2 separate regions of the Homo sapiens genome follow, and region 2 is linked to region 1. A link is a loop called in an ENCODE intact Hi-C map of the cell type or tissue named here. Cell type or tissue: natural killer cell. All regions are shown on one strand.

The links. Hi-C counts contacts between places; a loop is a spot of excess contacts. Peaks named below come from ENCODE experiments on the same cell type or tissue, not always from the same donor. Only the 100,000 strongest peaks of a DNase experiment are listed, where the experiment ranks them.
Region 2: a loop joins it to region 1, with 3 times the contacts of the local background. A loop is called at or near these places in 4 of 110 quality-filtered maps.

Annotation. Positions count from the first base shown.
Region 1 is chr4:102,611,078-102,616,077 of GRCh38, reverse strand. It overlaps NFKB1 (nuclear factor kappa B subunit 1), which reads right to left. Exons shown (of 24, transcript NM_003998.4): 21 at 3,968-4,034; 22 at 3,472-3,644; 23 at 2,497-2,653. The region is part of intron 1 of LOC105377347 (a long non-coding RNA gene); the gene reads left to right. Among named protein-coding and RNA genes, the nearest start is that of NFKB1-AS1, 110 kb to the right of the region's middle. In natural killer cell, no CTCF peak of the experiment used is centred here; DNase peaks (open chromatin) are centred at 1,077, 1,697, 3,007, 3,107 and 2 weaker places; H3K4me3 peaks cover 1,673 bases; H3K27ac peaks cover 4,443 bases.
Region 2 is chr4:102,550,084-102,555,083 of GRCh38, reverse strand. The region is part of intron 5 of NFKB1 (nuclear factor kappa B subunit 1); the gene reads right to left. Among named protein-coding and RNA genes, the nearest start is that of NFKB1-AS1, 50 kb to the right of the region's middle. In natural killer cell, no CTCF peak of the experiment used is centred here; a DNase peak (open chromatin) is centred at 2,093.

The DNA of each region.
Region 1 (5,000 bases):
AAACTGCTGAACCTCAGCAAAATAAATTGGTGACAGAAGCAAGAACTAAAAATGAGATCTCTCTCTGGGCCTCATATGCTATTACAGCATACATTGCCTTGAAAACATTTTTGGTAGCAATAAAAGTAAAATGATTTTGGTGAAAATGAGTCTATACTGGAAAATCAGGTTGAATTCCCTTTGTTTATAAGTGTCCTTAGGGATATGACCAAGACAAATTATTTCCTATACAGTGAGGAAGGAAACAGAAGTCTAACATACACTAATCAAAATGCTATCTTCTTATGTACCAAATTCCAATATTAGAATATTAAGACTTTAATGCCAGTGGCACGACTATCATTTTGGTATTGACTGATTTGTTTAATCAACCAATCTTTATTTGGTGTCTATTATGGGTTACAAACTATGCGATATCCTAAAAATAACTACAAATTAAGGGCTTAATGCTTAGGTATTTACTTTTTAAAAAAATGTTAAGTATTTGCTTTTTTTCTTTTTTAATATCTGTGCAGAAGGAGCACTGGGCTGTGACTCAGGAGATCTGGGTTGTTTTCCGGCGGATACATTATTCCTTTCTCAAGTGCGGACAATGACGTCTGCCCTTGCTCCCCTGGGAAGGCCCCCTGGCAGGGTGAGATGGGTGCTGAAACTGAGTGGCAAGAAAGAGCCAGCCAATTAAGAGCTTTCCAGGGAATGGGAAGAAACAGTCAAAAGGTTGGTCAGACTAGTGAGCCAGGGGAGCAGAGAAAACACTTGGGAATGGAGGCGCAGTGTGGAGGAAGAGCTTCCACAGCAATGTTTAAGAAAGCAAACGAGTAAAGCAGGGACACAGTTTTATCTTTAAAACCTCGAACACTGCTAGGCACACAGTGTATGCTGGATCAGGATTTGCTGAATGAATGACTGAATGAACTGAAGGGCATAACCCAGAATTAATACAATGTCACTGATTTTTTAGAAGAATCATACCGTCTGTTGGGCAGAGAATGGACTGAAGGGAGGTGGACAGGAAGGAAACAAGGGGACTGAGTAGGAGCCGTGCAAGAATTTGGGCAGGAAATGACGGCAGGCTGGCCTGGGGCGGTGGTTGCAGACAGGATGACACTCGATGCGTCGCATACGAAGTGATTAGTGGCAGAAAGGACTCCTGAGGAATTCTTGGGTTTTGTCTTAATCTCCTGGAAGATGGCAGCGCTTCTGACAGATGTAGCCAGTATTGGGCTTGGGTGAGGTACCAAGCAGGGAGGGTTTAGGACTGACCCTGGAGGGCTGTGACTTTAAAAGGTGAGTGTAGAAGAGCCAGCCAGGGGAGTGTGCTGTGGAGGAGCCAGGAATGGAGACGGTCTGAAGTTGAAGGTAGGCGTCAACCATGACACACTCTGCAAGTGGTCAAGGTGAAAAGGAGGTGACCAGATCTGGCAATGTGGAGGTGACCGGTCACTGTGAGGACAGCAGGCCTGGTGGAGCGGTGGGGATGCGATCCCAACTGCAGGAGGCCAAGCAGAGGGTGGAAGGTGGCAAGCTGGAAAGAATAACTCTAAAAAATTCTTTGAAGGAGCTCTGCTATGTATGGGAATAGAGCAATTGGACTGTAGCTAAATGGGATGTGGGATCAAGAGGGTGATTGTTTCGGTGTGTTTTGTTTTTAAAGATGAGGAAATCATGAAATGCTTGCTAGGTGACCTAGTCGGAGAGTGGGGAGGAGGAACGGCTAGTACAGGAGAGAGAGGTAAGAATTAACAGGAACAACAACCTAGTAAAGGTGAGGGGGTTAGACTCAGGGGAGAGGTGGCTCCTCAGCTGGGCAAAGAAATTTAACCCACCAAGTCCGGATGGAAGGCTGCCAATGTGGGCACAGGCACAGGTGGGCTGGCACTTGGTGCAAAGGTGAGAGGGTTCTGGTTTCTTCTGTTTTCAACAGAGTGTGAAGCAAGGGTGTTGCATGAGTAAGGGGAGGGAAGGAGTGTTGGGGGTTTAGAAATAGAAAGCATGGAATCATCATTTACAGAGTGGGAGAATAAAATTGTAGGAAATATAGGATTACTGGGCTGGGTTGAGAGTCCATTTCATATGGTTGCGAGACTTTTGGTGGCATGACACGTAGTCCCATATATGGTGGGGGACAAGGTCAGTGTCATAAGCTTGAGAGAGGAGGCAAAGGAAGAAGGAGATGGTTCTCTCTTTAAGGTAAATATTATTTCTCTCATGTGTTAAATTTAATCACCCACATCATGTTGTTTTTAGTATTTATTGTATTATTTAGTGTTTACTAAGTAGTTCATGTGTCAATGTGATTTTCCAAGGGTACGACCCCCTCATCTGAATGGTACTATCAAGAGAGGCAGAGGGTGAGCCCAGGGGGTAGAGAGACACACAGGGAAGTGTATCCAGAAAACGAGAAAGAAAACTGCCACACCATATCCAAAAAGAGCTGAAGACACCAGCCTGGGGGAGCTGGAAAATATCTCCACTGTCTTTTGTCTTTTTTTTTACCTATTTGCTGCCTTGTGGAGGCAGGCGAGAGAGGCAGCGAGTGGGCCTGAGAGGTGGTCTTCACTGGGCTGGAGGCTGCCTGGATCACTTCAATTGCTTCGGTGTAGCCCATTTGTCTCAGGGCCTCCACCAGCTCTCTGACTGTACCCCCAGAGACCTGTGAGAAAGAAAGGAAGGAGGAGCATGTTCTTGTGTTCGAGTCCCAGTGCAGGCTGTAAGCACTGACAGCCCACCCTTCCCTCTTCCATGCTGCCTCCTCCACTCAGGAGCCAGGAGGAAATGGAAAGGGCAGAGAAGAGCGACTAAGAAAATACAGTCTTCGAATCAAGTTTCCTGTTTCGGCTCAAAGACCACTCAGGAAATCACAGAGAAGTGGTTTGTAGTAAGCAGAGAGAGAGACAGCGAGAGAAGCGCTGAGGCAGTGAAACTCTGCCTACAGTGACGTCTACACAGTCTCCCTCTGTAAGCTGAAGCTCTGAAATCCATGCAGAAACAAAAGCTAACCATGAAATTTTCAACAGAAAACTTCACCCCATGCTTTTCTACATTTTATTTTTAGAAATGAAAAAAAAAAATCCCCGGGTAATGGCTCCACTAGGAGTCACCTCACAGAACATGACTCAATGCCCTGCCATGGGGTAAGGTGTGTTCTTGGGGACAGGAAGCTACACGTTGATTACAGTCGATTGTTTGCTCAGGGCCGTTAAAGTTCTGTGAAAATCCTGACCCTCTACGTAGCATTTTCACAGGAAGTCTCCAGGTATTTGAAAACGGGGAAAATCTGAAGGTATCTGAAAACAGCATTCTCAGGAAGATGGGCTGCCAACTTGGCCTGGGTCACCCTCCCAGGCCTTGGGCAATGACTGGTTTTCTTCTTCAGAGTTAAGGAAAAGGGAAGGAGATTATGCCCTGGCCAGAGATGTTAACAGAGTAAAGTCAAATGAAAATTGCTAAATCTGTAAGGTAAGGTGTTACCTCATAGTTGTCCATAAGTGTTTTGGAAGGAGCAGGACTCAGCCGGAAGGCATTATTAAGTATCCCCAGACCTAATTTCTGCGCCAGAGTAGCCCAGTTTTTGTCTGGATCAGGAATTTCTAGTAACTTATACAGCTGCAGCTTCACATCTTCAGCCAGCTGTTTCATGTCTCCTGAAGGAAATGAAGAAGGAACACACTTGTTCTAACATGCCATAGACACTCTGGAGGGACTGATCATTGCTGCCTGGCTTGCTGTCCAACTCCCAGTGGAACCAACCAAGCTACTCTACTTGAAGGTCAAAGCCCAGCTGAGTAGAAGGCAGTATACATTTACAGTAGATTAAAACTGGATATTCTCCTTATCTACCTCCAGCATCTTTTGGTTCTGAAATAAGAACTTTTAACAGTAGACCCTGGATAATGCTGGTTCCTCCCTTTAAATGACAGTGTGGAGATAATAATGGTTAAGAGAATCTGGTTTTATCACAACCCACCTTGTGCTAGTAAATCATCAGATGTAAACTCTGGCTCATATGGTTTCCCATTTAATATGTCAAATACCTGTTGGAAAGAAAAACACCAGAAATCGTTATACATCGAAGGGACCACTAGGGCAGTCTGTTTCTTTATAATAAACAACTCAGCATGTCCTCCTTAGGAGGGCCTGGTACCCTAATGATGGAGGAATGGCAAGAGGAATCAGGACCACCCTCCAAGAATATGGTACCCTTTGGGGGAAGAACAGCTGTAGGGGCTCTGGTACTGGGAAATAGTGCTTTGCACAAACTCTGAGCTGGGTCAGAATACCCAACCAAACTGCAGAGAGTCAGAGCTATAGCCTTTTGGAAGGAACAGGCAGTCCAGGCCACCATGTCAATCATCTCCTGCTCAGAGACCTAAGGCTAGTGAAGAGCTTACTCAGAGCTGTGAAGCTGTCTCCCTTCTTCCATAGGAACAAGCTTATGAGAATGAATTGTATAAACTTGCTCAAATTGAGATGTCTAGATGTTCACAAGGCTTGGTGTTAACCCTCTGGCAATACTGACATTTTAACTGAGGGTCCAGAATTGTCTTAGGCTAAAAGAAAAATTATTCTGTAGCTGCCGAGGCATTTGTGGTGTTCTCTGCAGTCACTCTGTTGCTGGCTGACCTGGGTAAGGAGAGCGTGGGGTCACTGAGTGCATCATCTTTTTGTGTTCTGTGGCAAGGCCTTCTGGGGAAATGAGGTGCTAACATAAAGGGAGAACCATGCTAACGTCAGTGAGCTGGACACATACAGGCTGTGGGAGGCACATGAGCAGTTTTAGAAGTGGAGCAGCTCTCGTCTCTAGAAGAACTGATCTTGTCATGTTGGAGATCTTGCATGCTGCCCACCTCCTCCCTCTGGCTTTTCTTCCTGGGGCCAAATGACCTAGTAACTGCTTTATACCTTCAGATCTCAGCCCTGTGGAGTTTTGAGGAAGGCTTTAAATCTATTTACTCTGTTTATATTTATTGAAATTCTAAGAAGAATTCTTAGTTTATTTT
Region 2 (5,000 bases), 61 kb after region 1:
ATTTTACTAACTCCTCTGCTTGAAACCAGTTAGGAACACCTAACCCTGGCAATATTCTTATTCCTAAAAGGATTATTTTTTGAAGCCCTTGTACTCCCTTATGCTTTTCTACTTCGAGAAGCAATTTTCATTTACAGAGACACTGGCTGCAGAGATGCTAAAACATCTTAAATGTTTATAAATTCACCTCTCAGGTATTAATAGAATTCGACCTTGAGACACAGTTTTCCTATTGTGTGGGGGCTTGGCCAAGGAGGCAAACAATCACCAAGGGTTGGCTCTAGGTAAAACCAGAAGCGAGACTCAGAGATGTACTGCCCTGGCTGCTGGCCCTGTGTGATCTCACATTCACCACCAGCAGGGAGACTCCGCAAGACAGCTGCATGAGGAGGGCTTTCTCCATCAGCGTCCTAGAGACATGCTGTCATTCCCACTGGAACACAGCCTTAACTTCACAGTGTCAGTTTATGCTTCTGAGTCACTGAAAAATATCCCAGGAGTGCAAAAATAGGAAACATTAAACTCCCTAAAGTTGTAATTTAAGTATGATTCCGCTTGGAGAAAACAACAGGGATGACAGCACAGTTTATAGAGAGTCTGAATAAACTGTGCTTAACATAAATGTCTCAAAATTCAAGAATTTTGAGAATGTTCAAAATTTTCATTTCGGTATAATGGAAGAATGTTCTCTATTACACCAAATACATTTGTGTCAGGCACATCTTTTCCCAAATGTGGCATATTAAGCTTACCTTTCTCAAATATGTTTTAACTTCTTATTTATTTATTTACAGGCCTAGCCTGAAGTCTGCAAATTTTCAGATAAAAACATTTGGGTTAATTTTTAGTGCTGCAGTAGGTGGCCAGAGTTCTAGTCACCAGGTACTGCTATGATACTGCGTGAGTCACCTAACCTCTTTGGGCCTTTTAATTCTTCATTTGCAGAATCACTAGATAATGTCTCACTCATTTTCCAGCTCTAAAATTCTATGATTCCTAGTCATATGCATAGGACACAGAAGACAACATCCAAAGATCACATTTTCAAACTACAAAAAAAAAGTTTACCATCACAGAATTTCTGAGTTGGAAAGAACCTTATAGGTAAACTTAACTTTAAAATTGTGAACATTTTAAATACATTTCACCACAATTACAAACTGAGAAAACATACAATCAACACTCAAATTACCTGTTGCAATGGGACCTCTGATAGCATGGAAAATCAAAATTTAGAGACAAAGAAAAACCTTCATGTTAGGCAAAGATTTCAACTTTTGTCATTAAAACTGAGACTGAGTACCCAAAGTGTTTATTTTCAGTAAATCCAAGGAGGGCCCTGCCCTGGGTAGTTAAGTCCTGATAAGAATCTGTGTGTTCTGAGGATATGTCAGAAATGCTTCAATTACATAAGTGGAGAGAGAAAAAAAGACACGCAAACAAAGATACACTGAGAAATTTTAATCTAAGAGATTTTTTAAAAATCCTAATAACATAAAAATAATTAGAGGAAGTAGAACACATTAGATATGATCAAAGTGTGTCCAAAACAAAAATTCTAGGTTTCTCATTTATTCATTGAAAATAGAAATTATTAATGTAAATTTCTAACATTCTTTTAAAATGATTTTAAAGTCTTTAAACACATTGTTTTTGACTCAAATTTAATTTAAAATAATTAAGAATATCTCTGACTCTGTGATATCCAAATTTACTTGGGATTGAATATCACTGATTTCTTTTTTCTTAAAGGTATACAACCACCCTCATTATGTATTTTTCTTGCTTAGAAAATCTATTTTATCACTTTCACTGAAACCCACTGGCTAGAGAAGCAATTAGGTTCTTAATTATTGAAAATACTTAGAGACATCATTCGGTGTAGAATCTCCTTTGTACTACAGTAAATACAGCTGCCCTGTATAAAAATTTGGACCATGTTGGGAACAAAGCCAATTAACTGTCCCTTTCTTCAGAAGGAAAGTACATAAGATAAAGAGCATTTCAACTATTCTATTGTGATTTCCTGTGGAAAGCCCCTACTAAATTAAGAGAATTACAAGTGAGTAGAACTGGGAAATTTTCTTTGATTTCTTGGTGCTACTTTACTGGTCTTTTTACACTCTAGACATTAATAGGGCAAAAGAGAACACAATCTAAGTGTCAGACTGAGGTTAACCAAAATATTGTACCATCTACGTACTATGATGTAAACAAAAGTAGGAAGGGGGGAAACACCAAAGTTTCTCAAAGTTCTAGGATCAGCCAGTAATTTGGAAAAATGGTAGTACTTTAAACCTGCAAAAAAAACCCTTTTATGTCTTAACTTTATGTTGTTCAGCCTGTATAAACTGACTAAACACAAAGTATATGAAGTAAGTTATACATTCTACAGCTTGGATAAAGTAGTGTGTAAGCTATTAATTTCTATTATTTTGGGGGATCTGTCAGAAAATTGTAATTGTCCTATAACCAAATCTTGATTATCCCTTGTTACAGATTTATCAAGTTAAGTAAACATCTTTCTAAGGGCATACAAATAAAAAAGAAAAAAATTACTTATTGTAATACAAGTTAGCTTCCCTGCCCTGTAGTCTTCCTGGTCATTTTTGAACCAATTCAGTGACAATGAACTCACTTTGTCCTGAGGCAATACATTCCATCCTCAGACAGCCCTGACTGTCAGCAGCAACTGAAACCTCTATCGCCTGGGGCTTCCATTCACCGCTCCTTATTTCATCCTCTTGTGACAACAGGACACATTTAATCCTTTTTTCCCCATCACAGCCATTCATATATTTGAAGACAACCAAATCCTCCAGGCTATAAATTTCTCAGGCTCAGTAACTACTCCTCATTTGAATGAAGTTTGAGTTCTCTCACCATTCTGCTCTGAAGACACTCAAGTTGGTTTCTATTTCTCTACAAATGTGGTGCCCAGCAGTACTACACTGTATTCCTGGTGTGGCCTTTCATCACAGAGTGCAAATGAGACCACCACTTCCTTGGTCTTATGTATCGTGTTTCCATTAATGCAGCCTAATGAGGAATTACTTGTTTCGTAGTCACATTGCATTGCTGGTTCATGTTGAGTCTGTTATTAACTAAAACTCCTAGATCTCTTTGCATGCGTTGCTGCTAAATCATCTCTCTTCCACTCTGTACTTGTAATTTGTTTTCTGCATGTATTTATATCTTTTAAATATAATTGCTGAAGAATTGGGTCCATTGTCTCAGCTTTCAAAATTAATTTGAATTCAAATTGTTTGTTGTCTATCACTTCATGTCACCTGCAAATTTAGTAAGAACCTTATAGGGCTGTATTCAGGACAATGATAAAATATATTAAAGTGTTTGGTGAAAGATCCCTGGAACCTATCACTAGAAATATCTCTTCAGGTTGACATCACCAGCATGGGAGATGCTGTGAATCCCTGAACTACCAAAACAGGGATCTCCAGCATCTCACTATCTCACCCTTGTAGAAATCCTGTCATAGAAGACAATGATGTAGGTTTGGTGTGATTCGTTCTTCTTACGGTGACTGAGATAGCAGCTCTCTAGTTTCTAGTTTGAGAAGTACACCTGTCAAATTCCACTTGCATTCTATCACAAACAGAGAAGGGAGAGACTATCTAGCCAGGAGGTGATCTCAAGGAGGGTATATTTTCTCCCAGTCCACCTCAACACACACACACACACACATGCGCGCGCGCACACACACACACACACACACCAATTTAGAATATCCTTTGAAGAGGGATTCCTCCAGCAAATCCTGAGTAATACCCTGATTACTCTCTCACACATGTCTGTATCTTGGCTGTGGTGCCATGTAACCTGGGGGCTACAGAAAGATGATCACATTCATGTGTGTCAACACAGAGCCCAGCACTGTGCCTGGCAGGTGGTGTGCCTTGGATAAACACATGCTACATAAATGTAAGGAAGGTAGGAAGGCCAAGAAGTCTTTGAAATCTACAAATGAAATGTTCTGGGTTTAGATGGATTCGGGTGTCTGAAATAATTCAGAACGTACTTTAAATCAAGGCTCTGATTGATCCCTTTGGTTTTTATACACCTATTTTAAAAATTAATAGAACAACCTGACTTTATAATGATTTCTAAAGGGTCTAGTTAATCTCATATAAATGAAAGATGTGAAACTGACAAATGTTGATATTCAAAAAATAAAATTACTAAATCAACAGGGATGGGAAAACCCCTAAAATGGAATAGAAATAAAAAAATAGCTTAACTCTATAGCTCAATGGAAACATAAATACACAGAAGGAAAAAATCTAATCCAAGTAACTTTTGTACACATTACTCTGACTGAATGCTCTCTGTTGAATACATTTGGTCAAAAGAACTACAAAGAAATTTTGAACCGAATATAGTAAGCTTGCAGATATTGGTATAGCCATTCTAAAACTATTCTATTTTTCTACAAATGTGTGTGAATTATTGGACTGAGCAAAATGAGTAAGCATGCTGCTATCATTGATGATGAGGGTTTTCAGTTACTGAAGAAATATGGGATATGAGATACACATTTCATATCTCAAATCCAAATACAAGTATGGGATGAGGGGAGGGAGGGAAGAAGCCTGCAGTGTTGGATTGGAATTAGAATTATGAATTAGTGTATGAACTCGAGATTTTTAAAATAATCAATTTTGTAGCTCTGCCTAATGAAAGAGTCTAGAAAAACTTCTCCTGCTAAAAGGAACTAGGACTTCTTAGAGAGACAGACGATGCCTGGACTGGGGTAGTGAAGGTATAGGGTGAACCTAGAATAGCTTACAATTTCAGAAATAAGGAAAGTGTTAGGAAAAAAAAGATAGGGACATATCAAAAAGACATAGGAGCTAGCATGAAAGACTCCCACTGGCCAAGAATAGGACAATTTAAGAATCAAAATGAATAATGACAGGAATGGCTTATAGTACAATGAATAACAAAAGAATCCACGAGTTCATACTGATGCTAATTTTAAT